2 separate regions of the Homo sapiens genome follow, and region 2 is linked to region 1. The links are chromatin contacts, found by Hi-C in ENCODE. All regions are on one chromosome and are shown on one strand. The core of a region is the stretch at or near the end of the contact, and the rest is flanking DNA. Distances in the headings are between cores, read along the strand shown. Region 1 holds the start of DNAJC3 (DnaJ heat shock protein family (Hsp40) member C3). Region 2 holds the start of LINC01232 (long intergenic non-protein coding RNA 1232).

Region 1 (3,839 bases), core at 433-2,932:
GCCAGGGTCATAGGCAGCACACTGGTGATAACTCACTGTCTAGAAATATTGCATTTTGTTTACAAAGTTATTTTCTATGTTCAGCATTTTGCTGGCTGCCTTGGGTACAGTACCTCAATTGAATGTCTACACCTGCATATTTGTGGACATTGAAATCATCTACCATTTTTCAGAGACACTACCTTGTGATATAAAAAAACAGAAGCCAAAAAAAAAAAAATCCCAAGGAATTTCTGAAGGAGCCTCTCTTCACTACTCTGCTCTTGTTAGAATAATGAGTAACACTGGTATAACATTCTACAATTTACAAGAATATTTATCTGCTTCATGAAACCTCAAAACAAACCTTTGAGACTATCAGGATCCTAACCACTTTACAGATGAAGATAACTTACATAATAGTTATGGGGTTTCCTGGATCTGACTCCTTTATTCTTCACATTACATTATGTTGCCTTCCCCACAACTAATCAAGGACTCCGTTTTTTCTTTTTTCTTTCTCGAAACCATTTCCTCCATATTAGTTCCCTTTGGAATAGAAGCCTTTTTAAAAGTCCACCTTAGTATATCTTCAGGGAATCACAAATTCACTATGCTATTTATAATTCATGAGTTTCTCTAATGGTATCAAGGCAGCAAATACAGGTGAAGTAATAATTATCCACCTGATAGTACTTAACACACATACCCCGTGTAAAAATACTGCTGGTGTACAGTGTGTGTGTTGGTGACGCCGGAGGAAGTGGCCGTGAACAGGCTTAATGCCGCATTGAGTAACTTCAACCTCATCTTGCTCAGGTTCATATCTCTCCTGAATTTCCCCTGGTAAGCGCAAGATTCAGGATCCGTTCTCACAGTTTTTTGTTTACCAGTTGATGTTGGCTGCATTCAGGAACGCCTTGCTCTCTTAAGCCACAGTGCCTTCCTGGTCTCTTCTTCACAGGGTCTTCCACAATCGCTCTTTTTCCTGGGCACGGTGGTTTGCTGAAAGTCGGGGTGGGGGGCGGGGCGTTCCCAAGTTTCCAGGCCAATTACCTACCTGCCTTAGAGCAATTACGCACTTCTCTCTGGTAGTCCCTGAAATGTTCTAATCATCAGATCGCCCCAGCTTCTCCTGACCGTTTCTTGCTTACGGCTCAGTTCAGACAGTATTTGTTCCGGGACGCTCAGCGGGAGGCGGTTTTTACCGGCTCACTCGAGACCCCAATTCCAGGCGCCCTGCAGCTTCCCTCAGACTCCCCGGGACCGTGTTTGGCCTTCCCATTCGTACGCTGCGGCTGCGCTTTCCTCTCGTAACACCACGCTGGCGAACCTGGAAAGGATCAAATAGTCCCACTCGCCAACCTAGCGCGGCGGGACCGGCCCAAAAGGGCCTTTGCAGCCTGCGCATGCGGACTCGGCGGCCGCCACCGACTCCCCGTCTGCTTCCCTCCGGGCGGCAGCCGCGGTTTGGAGCTTGCTGACAGCTCTGCGACCGGCGGGCGCAGCCTCGTCTCGTGCTTCCACGTTATCCTATCAGGGACGGGGCGGGGCGGCGGCCTCCGCAGCCTATCAGCGCGAACCACGACCCCGGCGAGCCCGGGAGGAAAGCCGCCAGAAAGAAGGCGATTGGATGGCGGCGGCGCTCTGGGGCGTAGCGTCGCCCGGGCCCCGCCCACCGCTGCCTTCCTCTGCTGGGCTCCAGAGCCACTGAGGCCTGAGCGAGAGCCGACGGCGGGCGGGCGCAGCTGCTGCCGGAGCGCCGGCGCGTGCTGGTGGGCCACACACCTTTCCTCCTCTTCACTCGCGAGCCCTCGGACATGGTGGCCCCCGGCTCCGTGACCAGCCGGCTGGGCTCGGTATTCCCCTTCCTGCTAGTCCTGGTGGATCTGCAGTACGAAGGTGAGTCCTGCCCTGCCCCGGCCAGGAAGTGGGCTCCCGGACCAGGCCCCCCGCGCTTTCCCGTCTGCGCCCGGGCGCCTGTCCCGGAGCGGCTCGGGAGGTGGGGCGAGCGCTGGGGGAGCCCGCGGCCTGGCTTGGGCCTGAGCCCGCGCCCGGTTCCGGGTTTGTCTGGGGAAGAATCGAGGGGACTGGCGGGCCGCGGGGCCGGGACAGCGGGTTTGGACTAAGGAACCGGGCCGCAGGAGTCGGAGGAGGCGGGGTGCGGGGGCACCGGGCTACGACTTCAGGAAGTCCTGGGACGCGGAGACTTGGGCAGCCTTTGGGTCCTGGCCTCGCTTGGGACCCTCGCTGGGCGCCTGGGGACACTGTCAGTCATTGGTGCTGGCTGGGAGGAGGCACTAAGGTGGCCAAAAGACTTCCTTCGCTCTGGAGTTCTTGGGTGGGGAAGGAGTGTCATGTCCGGCTGGGAGTTGGAGGGGACAGTGTTGACTATTTAAAAAGTGTGTAACCATCCCCATTAAGATGCACTGTCGTGTAGAGAAATTGTTAGTTTGGTGCAATGAGGAGCCGCTGTTGGAATTCCATCTCCCGGACGGCCAGGCACTGAGTTTGTGGTTTTACAACTCCCAACATGGTGTCATTCAACGTATGGCTGGCATTACTTTTCCAAGTTCGCTGTAAAAAGGTTCCCTTAAAAAGATACGAACGATTAAATTTCACTTCAGTCCTGCAGACTGGAATGTTGGCTACTCCAGAATAGCGAAAATAGAGGGCTGTCCTATCTTAGATGGCAGCGGGGAGGAGTAAGAATTAAAGTTGATAGTGCCGATTTAACGAATGCTTCTGGCGCGGTTACTGTGCGAAATATTCGAGTGTAATGACACATCACATGCACTGATCTATTTTCATCCCCATAAAAAGGGCTAGTTGTCAAGGAGGTCAAATTAAACCTTTGAGTATTCCATTCAAAGGGAGCGAGGAACTAAAAATTGGGAATTGTTTATAGTGAATTCTTCTGAAAGTTCTCAACTTTTTTTTTTAAAGTAGTACTCCCCAGTTTTTAGGTGTCACCCATAGCAATGGGCTTTTGCTTTTGCTTCCCCTGGTAACCATATTTTTTGAACCCCAAATCAGAACACGTAGTGTGGCAACATTGGGACAAAGAATTTGACAGTGAGGCTGCCCCCAGAAAAATCTAGGGGATTGGAATTTGAAGGTCTGTACCACTTTAATATGGGTCATATATTCTAGTTCTTTTGCATTTTCAAAAGCTTCATTCCTCCTGCCCCCGCACCCCACCATCCCTCATCTGTAGTATTTATCTCCAGTTATCATTAATAATTTATTTTGGACACTTAAGAGAAAGTTGCCTATGTTCTGTTTAATGGTGATTTTTTTTTTTAAGTTACAGAGATGCACAATTTTGAATGATTGCTTTTCCCACTACTTTTTAGAATTGCTGTTCTGTATATGAGTCTGTAAGGACTCTTAACTCTTCATTTCCCTCCTGTGGTATTTTCCATAAGAAAACCACATTTGAGAGCTTTTCTGTGTAGGAGGCACTGGTGACATTTCTCAGAGGAGTGCCAGAGTGTCTTCTTTAGGACCATTGTCTGTGTAAAATAGCAGGGACTTAGTACAGGTAACAGAAAAAGGAAAGAAAGGAGCCTTTCTGTAAGCCATATCTTATTCACGAAAGCGTGTGGTATTCATTCCTACTTTACAGACCAGGGAACTGAGGCTCCAAAGGTTTTACTAAAGTTCATTTTGTGTGCACGCTGGAGACAGAAGTTAAGTAGTTGACAACATCATGTGAGTCCAAGCACTTTTAAGTGATGGCAGCTGAGAAAAAAAATCAGCACTTTTTTTTTTTTTTTTTTTTTGTAATTAACAAGAAGGTTATTTCCTGGGAGGTTTAATACAGTGGTTCTCAAACTTGAGTGTGCATCAGAATCGCA
Region 2 (4,000 bases), core at 590-3,089, 3.8 Mb after region 1:
GGTGAAACCCCATCTCTACTAAAAATACAAAAATTAGCTGGGCGGGGTGGTGCGTGCCTGTAACCCCAGCTACTGGAGAGGCTGAGGCAGGAGAATTGCTTGAACCAGGGAGTCAGAGGTTGCAGTGAGCCAAGATGGCGCCACTGCACTCCAGCTTGGTGACAGAGTGAGATTCTGTTTCAAAAACAAAAGAAAAAGAAAAAAAGACACAAATGCTGTTAAAAAAAATTTAAAAGACAAAAACAAAAAACTGTGGGGCCCGGCGTGGTGGCTCACGCGTGTAATCTCGGCACTGGGGGAGACCAAGGCAGGCGGATCACCTGAGTTCAGGAGTTCGAGAACAGCCTAGCCTGGCCAACATGGTGAAACCCCATCTCTACTAAACATACAAAAATTAGCTGGGCGTGGTGGCTGGCACCTGTAATCCCAGTTACTTGGGAGGCTGAGGCACAAGAATCGCTTGAACCTGGAAGGCGGAGGTTGCAGTGAGCTGAGATCCTGCCACTGCACTCCAGCCTAGGCAACAGCGAGACTCTGTTGCATTTAAAAAAAAATTGTGGTAAAATATACATAATAGAAAACTTACCGTCTAACCATTTTTAAGTGTACACTTCTGTGACATTAGCATATTTGCATTGTTGTGCAGTCATCACCATTCATCCCAACTTTTTCACCAACCCATACTGAAACCGTATGCCATTAAACAGTAAATCCCCATCCCTCCTTCTGCAGACTCTCTCTACAACCACTGCTCTACTTTCTGTCTCTATGAATATGACAGCACCATAGTATTGGCGGTAAATCAGAGTTGGCAAATGCAATCTGAAGCAGAGGAGAGGAGAGAGTCATATCCCTCAAGTTTTACAGTCCCATTAAAAGTATTAGTACTTTGAGAAAAGGACCGTCACGATCATGGGGAGAATGAAGGAAAAACTCCATTTCTTTCCAGTTTGCAACTGGAATTGTCACTTTCGTCTTTCGGCACGACAGCGCCCAGGCCACAAAAGCCCACAGGGCAGGGCCTCCATTTTGTGGCCTGCGTGGAGGGCGGGGCGGTCTCTCTCCGCCACGCCCCAGCACCGGGTAGACACCGCAGCCACGTAACCAAGGAACCCCGAATGAGGCGTTGGCCAGGTGAGGCCGGATCCGGAAGTAGGGGGACCACTTCGCCCCGCGTACGAGCCCCGCCCCCGGCCCCTCCCACCAGACCCAGGCCGACCTAGATGACGTGTCCGAGTAGGAGTTGGCGAGGTGCGGCCGGGCGGCCGGCCCTGCGCATGCGTGATACTTGCACCGGTCGAGATGGTAGCATGAGTCTGGAGGTCATTTTCTTTGAGAAAGGCTCCGCTTCTCCGGGTTTTTGCTGATGCCGATCCCGGGGGATTGAGGAAACATTGAGCTCTGGAGTGGAAAAGGTTGCAGACTTTTAGACTCCCAAGTCGTTGTAGTCTCAATCTCTAGTGGCTGCGTTACTGCAGGAAGTCACGGAAGCCTCTCCCCTTTCTTAGGCGCATCCTTGGCTGTAAAAGGAGGTTAAAAGCCCCTGGAAAACCTCAGGTTTATTTCAGCTCTGAAAGTCCGGTTCCAAATTTAGATCCAGCACTCTTGTGGCCTGGCCAGTGATGGTCGTGGAGTGCTTTCCCCGCGCCTGCGGTCTCTAGGCTCTGTGGATGTAGAGGTGTGGGATGTAGGAGCAGGCCCTTACCCGTGGAATTCACATATAAATGGGGGAATGAGACAGCAAACAAACAAACGTGATCCTTCCTGATAGTGGTAAATGTGGGATGCCGAGGTTTAAGCAGACGAGTGGTATTAAGGGATTTCAAGGTTTTATAAAATTGATTTTGCCAAGAGTGGAAGCTGAGAGGCTACTGCAGTAAGAAGTCCAGGGGAACTAAGAATTTGGCTTGGACCAGAGTGGTAGCTGTGGGCATGGAAAGTACTGAAAGGATTTAGCCCATAGTTTAGCAGCCCAACCAACGGGACCTGCTGAAGGACTGGAGGTAGGTAGTGAGGAAATGAGAAATTTAGGTTCTTCTCCAGGGTTGGGGCCTGAAAAGAGATGGGCAGCGATGCCGTTTCCTGGAAAACTGGGAGAGGAAATGTTTGGGATGAGGGCAGTGAGATATAATGAAGGTCAAGTTTTTTTTTTGTTTTTTTTTTTTTTTTTTTGAGACGGAGTCGTGCTCAGTCGCCCAGGCTGGAGTGCAGTGGCGCGATCTCGGCTTACCGCAAGCTCCGCCTCCCGGGTTCACGCCATTCTCCTGCCTCAGCCTCCCAAGTAGCTGGGACTACAGGAGCCCGCCACCACGCTCGGCTAATTTTTTTGTATTTTTAGTAGAGACGGGGTTTCACCGTGTTAGCCAGGATGGTCTCGATCTTCTGACCTCGTGATCCGCCCATCTCGGCCTCCCAAAGTGCTGGGATTACAGGCGTGAGCCACCGCGCCGGCCGAAGGTCAAGTTTCAGTGGTGCTAGGAAAAGAAGATAGTGAGCAAAAATGTTAATTTTTGTTTCCTCCTCTTAATATTTGGAGAAAACGTCTGCTTCCTTTTGTTATATTGGAAATCTCCATGACTTCCAAATACAGAATATTTTACAATTTTTCCCTATCCCAAAGTTCAGCGAATATGTTGATTTATTTGAGGGAGAGGACATGAAAGGGAAGCCACCTAGGCACAATTTTCTGCTCAGGCCCTACCAGATTAGTTTTTGTTATCAAAAAAAAAAAAAAAAGTGCCATTCCTTGGGCCAAGCTATGTGCTCAGCACTTTCCCTCCATTTTTGATTTAATCTTCACAACAACCTTAAGATGAACGTTCTTTTCTACTTCCCAGTTCTCTTGATTAACTTGGCTACCCCACTATATGGATCAATTTGCAGGGTCCTAGGTCCCTTTGAAAATCTGATGAAAGTTATAAACCTTACCTGGGAAAAAAGTACAAACACCCGCAAGAACTTGAAATAGGAGTTCACTGGCCCTCAACTTTCTGAGCTTACTATTTCACAAACCTGCCTATTCTTGAATTCTGAGCTGGAGGTCATGATTCTCTCTTATGTACTTTAAGATGATGCACTCTTCCGAAGTTTTTGATTGAACTCTAGTGGCTAACTGAATTGACTTTTTCAGATCACTAAAAAGCTTCTCCTTGAAAAATACTCAGAAGATGCAACACACACACACACACACGTGTGTGCACTTACACACGCGGACACCGTCTCACATCATCAGTGGGAAAAGTGATAGAATCTTGCTAAAGGCTGATCATACCATATTAATCCGATTCGCCAGAACTACTTTCTTCACTGAGCTCTCAGGTATGCTCGGGTCTTCCTTTAAAGAAAATAAATGTCAACGCTACACTCTATCCTACTCCCATTTTCCTCCTCACCCCATTTCCACTCTCCCTTAAAGAGATGTGTGCACACAATCACTGCCCAATGCAAGAATGCACCACTGCATCCAATGCTTGGAAATTGTCCGTGAAGATGCCTTTGAGTAGCTGTCTATTTGAGGATTTGTGGCTAATTCCTCCCCATTTGTTTCCTTAGCCTGCTCCCAACCAGGTGTCTCCAGAACTTTTTCTCTCCGCCACCAACTCCGCCTCCAGACAGACCGCAGGTGCTTTCTGTCATAGGGACTGGCGTGCCGCGGACAGTGTGACAAAGAAACTGTATGATGGATATGAGAACTTCGTAAGACCCAGCAGCAAACGGGGAGCGGCTGGCGAGCGCTCCACAGCCCCCAAGCGTGGGAGCTCTAGATCGGAATTTGTAATTTGGAATTGGAACGTGAGCGCCGGAACAGCTCTCCCAGCAACCACCTCTCCCAGCAACCACCTCAGCTGGCGCGCGGAAAACCCGGAAAGTGGATTTCGCCCCCGCTCCCTCCCGGAAACTCCTCCTGGTGCCTGCGACCGTTCTCACTGAGCATGTGCAGACGGCGGTGCGCATGCTCTGTTGCGGTCCGCTTCGGTTTCTGTTGCGGGACCCGGGGTGT

The links. A loop is a pair of places that touch in the nucleus more often than their neighbours do. Pooled maps may share reads with other maps.
Region 2: a map of CD8-positive, alpha-beta T cell shows a loop between it and region 1 (8-fold over the local background). The contact joins the promoter of LINC01232 here to the promoter of DNAJC3 in region 1. A Hi-C loop is called at or near these places in 2 of 168 maps with a recorded cell type or tissue (CD8-positive, alpha-beta T cell and naive thymus-derived CD4-positive, alpha-beta T cell) and 15 of 50 pooled maps.

Annotation. Positions count from the first base shown.
Region 1 is chr13:95,675,457-95,679,295 of GRCh38, forward strand. It overlaps DNAJC3 (DnaJ heat shock protein family (Hsp40) member C3), which reads left to right and starts at 1,683. Exons shown (of 12, transcript NM_006260.5): 1 at 1,683-1,881. The coding sequence starts at 1,800. DNAJC3-DT (DNAJC3 divergent transcript) reads right to left here and starts at 1,469. Exons shown (of 2, transcript NR_132117.1): 1 at 396-1,469. RefSeq lists enhancers at 773-1,620, 884-983, 1,621-2,467, 1,814-1,863 and silencers at 1,504-1,743, 1,974-2,063.
Region 2 is chr13:99,497,467-99,501,466 of GRCh38, forward strand. LINC01232 (long intergenic non-protein coding RNA 1232) reads right to left here and starts at 1,840. Exons shown (of 5, transcript NR_110731.1): 1 at 1,220-1,840. LINC00449 (long intergenic non-protein coding RNA 449) reads right to left here and starts at 3,597. Exons shown (of 2, transcript NR_133664.1): 1 at 2,929-3,597; 2 at 2,257-2,474. RefSeq lists enhancers at 1,094-1,303, 1,314-1,433, 3,712-3,891, 3,798-4,000.